2 separate regions of the Homo sapiens genome follow, and region 2 is linked to region 1. Evidence: chromatin contacts called from ENCODE Hi-C or POLR2A ChIA-PET data. All regions are on one chromosome and are shown on one strand. Each heading gives the region's core, a stretch centred on a gene start or an enhancer-like site at or near the end of the contact. The rest is flanking DNA. Distances are from core to core; before and after follow the strand shown.

The links. Hi-C counts contacts between places; a loop is a spot of excess contacts on that map. ChIA-PET counts read pairs that join two places held with the same protein, here RNA polymerase II (POLR2A). Pooled maps may share reads with other maps.
Region 2: a pooled map shows a loop between it and region 1 (2.4-fold over the local background). The contact joins two enhancer-like sites. A Hi-C loop is called at or near these places in 1 of 168 maps with a recorded cell type or tissue (natural killer cell) and 5 of 50 pooled maps. POLR2A ChIA-PET finds 5 or more read pairs at or near these places in 1 of 52 experiments (WTC11).

What each region holds. Positions count from the first base shown.
Region 1 is chr2:230,779,405-230,784,414 of GRCh38, forward strand. All of the region lies in intron 2 of CAB39 (calcium binding protein 39), which reads left to right. Among named protein-coding and RNA genes, the nearest start is that of CAB39, 69 kb to the left of the region's middle. Within about 2 kb of position 2,212, at least 9 of the 41 ENCODE cell types and tissues checked have a DNase peak (open chromatin) inside an H3K27ac peak, as active enhancers do.
Region 2 is chr2:230,971,464-230,976,473 of GRCh38, forward strand. No RefSeq gene overlaps it. Among named protein-coding and RNA genes, the nearest start is that of SPATA3-AS1, 22 kb to the right of the region's middle. RefSeq lists enhancers at 2,658-2,707, 2,828-2,967, 4,382-4,501. Within about 2 kb of position 2,813, at least 4 of the 41 ENCODE cell types and tissues checked have a DNase peak (open chromatin) inside an H3K27ac peak, as active enhancers do.

The DNA of each region.
Region 1 (5,010 bases), core at 962-3,461:
CTCCCAGACGAGTCAGCAGTAAGGGATGATCCGCATCTCTTTCTAGGCAAGTGAGTGGGCTTGTTATAAAGGGGGGCTGTTCTCTTATGCCTTTCTTCTTGACCATGATCTATAAAACAGTTGGCTACTTTTAATAAAGCAGTCTGCCCATGAAAAGTAATATGAGGCTAACTGGTACATAGAAATGTAGCATCTGTGTCTTGGAACACCATGTTCAACTGAGGAAACTTCCCAGACAATTCAGTCAGTTAACAAAATCATCAGGTCATTCCATGTGTAAATTGCCATCATAAGCGCTTTCCAAAGCCCTTGAATGTGTTAGGGAGATGAGAGGTATGTGTGAAAGGTTATAGCACTTACAAGGTCAGCAACTGAAATAAGGTCACAGCTGCTGTAGGCATCAGAGGAGGAGAGAGTCATGGGAGGGAGGAGAGTCTTCCTGGATGCAGGAGCTCTTAAGAGTGGAAAGAAGGAGTGTGAGCATTCAGGCTTTTATGTTAGCTTGAGTAGAGACAGAGATGTCCAGGGTGAGAGAAGGAATGTAGATGACAGGGCAAAAGAGAATTGAAGACCTTTATTTGGAGTTTGAGATCTTAAAGAAATGGAATGGGTCTTAGGGGTCATCTGGTCCAGTTCCCTTAATTATCGGATGGTCCAGTAAGACCCAACAGGTTTCCATGAGGCCACAGAACTGGCACAATTGCACAGGGGGTACCTGAGTCAAAGCTAACCTCCTTTTTGTTTGGGAGCCCTTTCTCCAGTGCACAGAGAGAGCCATCAGCCTTGGAACTAAGTAGGATGCCCCTTACCTGTGAAGAAAAGGCAAAAAGATTATTGATGAACTTATCAGACTTACAGAATGGTTTAGAAGAGTGCCTTTCACCCAGCCTCCCTAAATGTTAACGTCTTTTATAACCACAGGGCAATGATCAAAATCCAAAAAATAACATTGGTATAATACTATTAACTAATGCACAGGCCTTTTTCAAGTTTCATCAGTTGTCCTACTCATGTCCTTTTTCTGAACCAAAATCTAATTCAGGATCACACGTTACATGTAAGGAGTCGTAACATCTCCCTAGGTCTCCTTTAATCTGAAACAGTTCCTCAGTCTTTCTTATGACTTTTATGACCCTTGGTACTTCTGAGAAATACTAGTCAGCTATTTTATAGAGTGTCCCTTGATTTAGGTTTGCCTGATGTTTCTTCATGATTCAATGTCGATTATGCATTTGCAAGAATACCACAGAAGTGAAGTACCCTTTTCATTGCATCAGTTCAGGAGGCAGTGATGTCAATAGTCTCATTACTGATGATGGTCAGTAACATCATTTGGTTAAGGTGGTGTCTACTGGAAAATTACTATTTTTCCTTTTGTCATTAATAAGTATCTTGGAGCCAGGCTCAGTGGCTCATGCCTGTAATCCCAACACTTTGAGAGGCTGAGGGGGCTGATAACTCGAGCTCAGGAGTTTGAGACCAGCCTGACCAACATAATGAGACCCCATTGCTACAGAAAATTTAAAACGTGGTCAGACATGGTGGTGTGTACCTGTAGTCCCAGCTACTCGGGAGGCTGAGGTGGGAGGATCACTTGAGCCTGGGAGGTCAAGGCTGCAGTGAGACATAATTGCACCACGGCATTCCACCTGGGCAACAGAGCTGGACCTGATCTCAAAAAAAAAAAAATTATCTCGGGGGAACTGAGCATCTCTTCTAAAAGTTTCTCAGGTGATTCTGAGTGTGTTGACAAGTTTGAGATAGGATGCAGAAATACATCAAGATGTAGTGAAGAAGTTGAGAATGTTTTAATTAGAAAGTCTTATGTTAATATAGGAGGAGTGAAGCTAGATGTTCAGATAAAGGAGTAAAGAGAGACTAATGGCTCTTGAGGAAAGTGGAGCCGTCTTGAAATATGTGCTGCTGGGAGTTACTGGTTGGAAATCAGCCCGGTTTAAAGGATTGTTTCTGAGCTGCTTTGAAGTCGAATGACATGGTGTATTGGTGAACCGAATGTGCACAAGTTCCATCACTTTTTCTACAGTGCTCAGAAATTTGGGAGCTCAAGTAGAGAAAGATTTGAATAAAGCACATTTAAGATTATGTAGGGGAGCCAAGAGACCTTGAGCTGCTCGCATGAGTGGCACTGAAATGTGCAGGCTTGGCAGGACCTGGAATGTGGTCATTAAGGGTTCAGTGGATTAGGTGACATGATGATTCAGCAGCTTGAAAAGGATACAGTGTTTGGAGGAGCTGTAAGTGTGAATACCTTACTCAGTAGGTGTGAGGGGACCAATGGGGTGGTAGGAGATGAGAAGGATGTGGTTACAAGGGCAGAGAATATATTGACACAATGCCTGCAGGCCAGAGGTGGGGCCCTAGGCATAGTCCCTAATGCAAGCTGCTATGAAGGGAACCAAGTCAAAACTAAACAAGAACAACCAAGGTTTTGTGTTTTGTTTTGTTTTTTTCCTTCTTGAAACACAGTCTCGCTCTGTCACCCAGGCTGGAGTGCAGTGGCTCAATCTCGGCTCACTGCAACCTCTGTCTCCAAGGTTCAAGATAGTCTCGTGACTCAGCCTCCCAAGTAGCCAGGGCTACAGGCTCATGCCACTGCACCCAGCTAATTTTTGCATTTTTTAGTAGAGACGGGGTTTCACCAAGTTGGCCAGGTTGGTCTCGAACTCCTGACCTCAGGTGGTCCGCCCGGCTCGGCCTCTGAAAGTGCTAGGATTACAGGCATGAGCCACCACTCCCGGCCACAACCAAGTTTATCTGTTGTGTGTGTGTCATCTTCAGTTAGTAAATACTTGCTAAATTGCCTTCTCTTGTGAAACACTTATTAAAATTTTCTGATCATCTTTTGGTAATATTTGGATATATTTTTCAAGCTTTTTGTTTAATCAGCTTATAATTGTCCATGGTTATTTGGTTATTTGTTAGAAATCTTTAAAATGTGGGAGGGGGGATGTCTCGTGGGGAGGGCTGAAAAAGGAGAAATGGAAGAAGAAATCAATGAGTACCAACATAATGATCATTTTGATCTATATAATTTACCTCATCTTTTTTTTTCTTTTTTAAATAAAAGTAGAATGTGAATTGTGAGAAAAAATATTCAAGCAAGTCTGAAATGGAGCAAATACTCTTCTTACTCCACCCCACAGGTAGACGACCATACTGAGTTTGATGTGTATTCTCCCAGAGTATTTTCTCTGTGAGACCATAGGGAATTACGTTGTAAATTGAGCACAAGGCAAATCACAACCAAACTTAACCTTTGAAAACCCTTTAATTGTCCATACAGAGCAGTAAACAGTGTGGCCGTACTGTGACTCAAGATTTCCAACACCGCAAGTATTTCCTCCAACATTGAAACAGACTGCTGTTTCTTTCTTTCTTTCTTTCTTTCTTTTTTTTTTTTTTTTTTTGAGAAGAAGGGAGTCTCCCTCTCTGTCGCCCAGGCTGGAGTGCAGTGGTGGCTCACTGCAAGCTCCGCCTCCTGGGTTCACGCCATTCTCCTGCCTCAGCCTCCTGAGTAGCTGGCACTACAGGCGCTGACCACCACGCCTGGCTAATTTTTTGTTTTTGTTTTTGTTTTTGTTTTTAGTAGAGACGGGGTTTCACCATGTTAGCCAGGATGGTCTCGATCTCCTGACCTCGTGATTCGCCCGCCTCGGCCTCCAAGGTGTTGGGATTACAGGCGTGAGCCACTGCGCCCGGCCCAGACTGCTCTTTCTTTAGTGGAGCACCAGATGCAGTAGTTGGCTTTCATTGGGCTCAGCTTGGGGACTTGTCCACACTATGAGCTGTGTGTGCACACTGAGACCCAAGCTCTGGACATATGCTCATTAAGTGAAATGGCCAGCATTGAATCACTCAGCCAGTCTCTTTCCTTGTTCAGTGCTGTAACTCTTTGTTAGGAAGACATCTGCTTGTAATTCTTTAGCTGGCTCCCTTCCTTTGAACTGCAGTTATTTTTTCACATCTCAGGTGATTTATTTCGTTGCCCGTTCTTAGAGGGAAGTCTGTTCTTGTCTAGTTTTGTTTTGTTTTGTTTTGTTTTGTTTTGTTTTGTTTGTTTTGAGACAGGGTCTTGCTCTCGCTCTGCCATCCAGGCAGTGGATGAAGTGCAGTGGCACCATCTCGGCTCAGTTCAACCTCTGCACCACTCCCCACCCCCACCCCCCAGGCTCAAGCAATCCTCCCACCTCAGCCTCCCAAGTAGCTGGGACCATAGGCATGCACCACTATGCCCAGCTAATTTTTTGTATTTTTAGGAGAGATAGGGTCTCTCACCATGTTTTTCAGGCTGGTCTCGAACTCCTGAGCTCAAGCCATCCATCTGCCTTGGCCTCCCAAAGTGCTGGGATTACAGGCATGAGCCACTGTGGCCTGCCTCAATTAAACACTTTTAAGGAATCCCTTGACTTCATGGTATGATAACATCACATTTCTCTACATCCATTTGTAATCTGAATTTTAAACCCTGTGATCAGGAATGCTGATTTTCAGCCATTCATCAATAATGTATGAAGCATTTTAAGCAACAGCAATGTCTTAGTCATATTTATGTTATGAAAAGATAATTCTAGGTGTGATGTGGAGAATGCATCCCCATTAGGCCCCCTGCAATCCAAAGAAACCAGTCAGTACACGATATATTAATCTAGGCAAGAGTTATGGGAACTTTGATTTGGGTGGTGATGGTAGACGGGGATAAATGGATGGATTTGGGAGTCAGTGATGAGTTAGCTATTGGGGCGAGGTGAAGAGGGGAGAGTTGAAGATGACTCCTAAATTTCTGACGTGTAGTAACATCATCAGTGGTATCATTACATGAAACGGAACAAGGCAGGATATCAGGCACTAGGGCGAGATCTTGAGTTCTATTTTAGATGTATTCGATTTGAGGTACCTTGAGACATTACGAGTGGAGACATTTTGAGAAGGCTGCCCAGTGGTACTGATAAGGCCTGGGAGAAAAGAACTGGATTAGAGATAGGAATCTAT
Region 2 (5,010 bases), core at 1,563-4,062, 190 kb after region 1:
AATCCTTGTACTGATAGGAATGTAAAGTGGTGCTGCCACTACTGGAAACAGAATGGCATTTTCTCAAAAAATTCAAAATAGAGGCCAGGCGCGGTGGCTCACACCTGTAATCCCAGCACTTTGAGAGGCCGAGGTGCATAGATCATGAGGTCAGGAGTTCAAGACCTGCCTGGCCAAGACGGTGAAACCCTAAAAATAAAATAATTATTTTTTATTAATTATTTAGTTAATTAATTAACTAAAAATACAAAAATTAGCTGGGCGCAGTGGCAGGCACCTATAATCCCAGCTACTCGGAAGGCTGAGGCAGGAGAATCGCTTGAACCTGGGAAACGGAGGTTGCAGTGAGCCAAGATCGCACCACTACACTCCAGCCTGGGCAACAGAGTGAGACTCCATCTCAAAAATAATAATAATAAATAAAATAAAATAAAAAAAGAATTACCATATGATCCAGGAATTCCACTTCTGGGTGTACACTGAAAAGGACTGAAAGCAAAGCCACACACAGCTTTCTGTACACCCATGTTCATAGCAGCATTATTCACAATAGCCAAAAGGTAGGGGCAGCCCAAGTGCTTCTTCCATCAATGGATGAATGGATAACACATTGTGTTTATCCATTGATAAATTGCTGATATAGTTTTGGATCTGTGTCCCACTCAAATCTCCTGTCTAGTTATAACCCCCAGTGTTGGAGGCGGGACCTGGTGGGAGGTGATTGGATCATGAAGGCATAGTTCTCATAAATGGTTCAGCACTATCCCTCCTTGGTACTGTGTAATGAGTGAGTTCTCACAAGATCTGGTTGTTTAAAAAGTGTGCCGCACCTCCCCCCTCTCTCTCTTGCTCCTACTCCGGCCACGTGGTAAGTGCTGGCTTCCACTTTGTCTTCTGCAATGATTGTAAGTTTCCTGAGGCCTCCTGGAAGCCAAGCAGAAGGCCAGCATCATGTTTCCTGTACAGCCTGTGGAATCGAGAGCCAATGAAACCTCTTTTCTTTATAAATTACCCAGTCTCAGGTATGTCTTTTTTTATTCTTTTTTCCTTTTTTTGAGACAGGGTCTTGCTCTCTTGTCCAGGCTGCAGAACAGTGGCATGACACAGCTCACTGCAGCCTCGACCTCTCAGGCTCAATCGATCCACCCACCTCAGCCACCTGAGTAGTTGGGACTACAGGTATGGGCCGCTATGCCCAGCTAATTTTTTTTTCTCTTTTTGAGACGGAGTGAGCTCTGTCGCCCAGGCTGGAGTGCAGTGGCGCAATCTGGGCTTGCTGCAATCTCCGCATCCCGGGTTCACGCCATTCTGCTGCCTCAGCCTTCCGAGTAACTGGGACTACAGGCGCCCACCACCACGCCCAGCTAATTTTTTGTATTTTTAGTAGAGACGGGGTTTCACCATGTTAGCCAGGATGGTCTCAATCCTCTGACCTCGTGACCCACCTGCCTTGGCCTCCCAAAGTGCTAGGACTACAGGCATGAGCCACTGCGCCCGGCTTATGCCCAGCTAATTTTTGTATTTTTTGTAGAGATGGGGTTTCACCATGTTGCACAGGCTGGTCTTGAGCTCCTGGACTTAAGTGATCCTCTCACCTTGGCCTCCCAAAGTGCTGGAATTACAGGCATGCACCATCGTGACTGGCCCAGTATCAGGTATTTCTTTATAGCAATGCAAGAACAGACGAATACACACGCAGTGGAGTATTACTCAACATTACAAAGGAAGGAGATTCTGACCCATGCTCTCATATGGATGAAACTTGGAGACATTATACTAAGTCAAATAAGTCAATCACAAAAAGAAAAATACCGTATGATTCCACTTAAAGAGGTACCTAGGGTAGTCAAATGCATAGACATAGAAATTAGGATTATGGTTGGTTGCCAGGAGCTGGGGGAAGTGGGGGATGGGGAGTTGGTGGTGGTTGTACTAGGTGAACATAACTTAATTCCACTGAACTCAACACTTACAGTGGTTACAATGGTGAATTCTAGGTTATGTCTATTTTACCACAATTTTTAAAAATAATTTAAAATCCATGATAAATAGAGTGACCATATAGTTTATTGTCTAAACTGGGACACTTTGGGCAATGAAAGTGGATGCTTTTAATAACTACACCTCGATCCTAGGGGTTAAAGAGACTGCCCTAGGTAGCCTGGGGGTTCCCCAAAATAGTCACTTCTCCACTTACTTCAGTTGAAAGTGTCTTCTTCGCCTGGTAAATATTCAGTACAGTAGCTATGGAAGAAATGTCACCATGAACGGTGCCAAGATATAATTATTCCTGTTCTGGAATGTCAAACTTTAACATTTTGGCCACAATATTCTCTTTTGATCACATTGTCATAATAATTTTGGGATAAAGTGGATGTATCCAGAAGTCCATTCTATGTTGGGACACTTGGCATTGCTCCATGCTTGTGTGGGGGTGGCACCTTTACCTCCCTGCCTCAATCCTCCCCTTCCCTCCCACTGTCCCCTTCCACCTATCCTTTCAGGTAGGTCTTACACAAATGGCCCCTCCTCTGTCCTGTCTTTCCTGATCCACCCTGTGGCATTTCTCCACTTCCAAACTTCTCTGGTGCTTTTACTTGGCGTCAGGTGACATGCGATAAGACCTGGATTAATTAGTTAATGTTAATAACATCTGCTTGACTGCCAATCCTGAAAAATACCGTAATTAACATCATCAACCAGCCATAGGGAAACCACCTTGGACCTCCCCGTGTAAACTACTTTGGGCAGTGCCTTGGGTTTTTCAAGAGTTTGTCAGGCACTTGAGGTTGAGGCTCGAAGAAAGAATATTATTTGATTCTTAGCCATGGTGGGAACCGACATTTATCTAAGTGTTTTTCATAGACAGGAAGTGGTAATTCTCACCCTCCCTGATCTGGGCTCTGACTCACTGGGGTGCCCCAGCCTCTGGGCCTGGGCTCACTAGTGGTAGCCAGCTGACCTGAGCATCAGAGTAAGATGCGTGCCTGAAAAATTCCCCTGGTGGGGCCGGTCATGAAAAGTGCCGTTCTCCTCATTCATGTGGTTTTGTCAGGATGCCCGGATTCCGCAGGCCCGGGCCAGTTATTTTGAGCACACAAGTCACTTTAAAAGACCCCTAAAGGTCACTGGTCCCAAGGATTATTTCACCCCCTCACCACAGTTAATGTCGTCTCCCCACCTCTGTTTTTCTGTATTCCCATAACACATTCTGAGTGTGGCTATGTGATGTAAAGAGCTGTTTTCATGCAAATGTTCAGGGTAACATCATGCATAGTGTCTTAGTTCATCTCCTGCCGCTATACCAAAATACCACAGACTGGGTAATTTACAAGGCACAGACGTTTATTTGGCTCATGGTTCTGGAGCTGGGAAGTCCAAGAGCGTGGTGCTGGTATCTAGTGAGGGCCATCCCATGGCGGAAGGCATCACGTCGTGAGAGAGAACACACGCGAGAGGAAGGAAAGAGGGGCAGAATTCCCTGATTTTATATCTAAGTCACTCCTGTGACAGCTAATCCAGTACCCCAATAATGGCCTGAATCCACTCATGAGAGCTGTGTTCCCATGACCTAATCACCACTTAAACGTGCCACTTCTCAACATTGTTGCACTGGCAATTAAGTTTCCAACACATGAACTTTGGGGGACACATTCAAACCACAGCACTTAGAATATAACAGGATTGCCCCCCTACAGCCATGAGTCCCTTGGATCACCAAGTTAATGTAACAATAACAAAGTCTAATATGATTTACAGGAAATTGGAAGCTTTAAGTAGCCTCGTGAAGCCAAAGGGCAGCATTAGAGCATATCTTTTGACACCCGAAGCTTGTGTCAAAAAGGGTATTAACAGTTGACCGCCTCACACCCACGAGGATGACTATAATTTTTTAAATGGAAAATAACCATTGGCAAGGATGTGGGAAAACCGGAACCCTCCTACTTTGCTTGTGAAAAATGTAAAACGGTGCAGCTGATGTGGAAATCAATTTGTTGGTTCATCAAAAATTTAAACATGGGGCCAGGTGCAGTGGCTCACGCCTGTAATCCCAGCACTTTGGGAGGCCAAGGCGGGCAGACCACGAGGTCAGGAGTTCGAGACCAGCCTGGCCAACATTATGAAACCCCGACTCTACTAAAAATACAAAAATTAGCCTGGCGTAGTGGCACATGCCTGTAGTCCCAGCTACTCGGGAGGCTGAGGCAGAAGAATCGCTTGAACCCGGGAGGCAGAGGTTGCAGCGAGCTGAGGTCATGCCACTGCACTCCAGCCTGGGTGACAGAGTGAGACTTTATCTCAAAAAAAAAAAAAAATTTAAACATGGAGTTTCCATATGACCCAGAAGTCCCATTTCTAGTATGTACCCAGAAGAATAGAAACACAGGTTAAAACAGTGACCAAAATGTAAAAACAGCCCAGCTGTCCATAAGCTGTAAATGGATAAACTAGACTGTAGTACATTCATAAAACGGAATATTTCATCATAAAAAGAAGGCACTACCAACGCATGCTGCAGCTTGGATGAACCTAAGTGAAAGAAGCCAGACACAAAAGGACACATATTGTATGATTTCATATGTATGAAATATCCAGGATAGGCAAATCCATTCGAGACGGAAAGTAGGTTGGTGGTTGCCAGGGCCTGGGGGAGGGGGAAATGGGGCGTGGTTTTTTAATGTGTATGAGGTTTCCTTTGGGGGTGATAAAAATGTTATGGTTGAATGAGACGGTGAACGTACTGAAGCCACTGGATGTACACTTTAAAATGGTTAAAGTGGGCCGGGTGCGGTGGCTCTGCCTGAAATCCCAGCACTCTGGGAGGCCGAGGCAGGTGGGTCGTCTGAGGTCAGGAGTTCAAGACCAGCCTGGCCAAAACGGCGAAACCCCACTTCTACCAACAATACAAAAATTACCTGGGCATGGTGATGCATGCCTGTAATCCAAGCTACTCGGGAGGTTGAGGCAGGAGAATCGCTTGAACTCGGGAGGCCAAGGTTACAGTGAGCC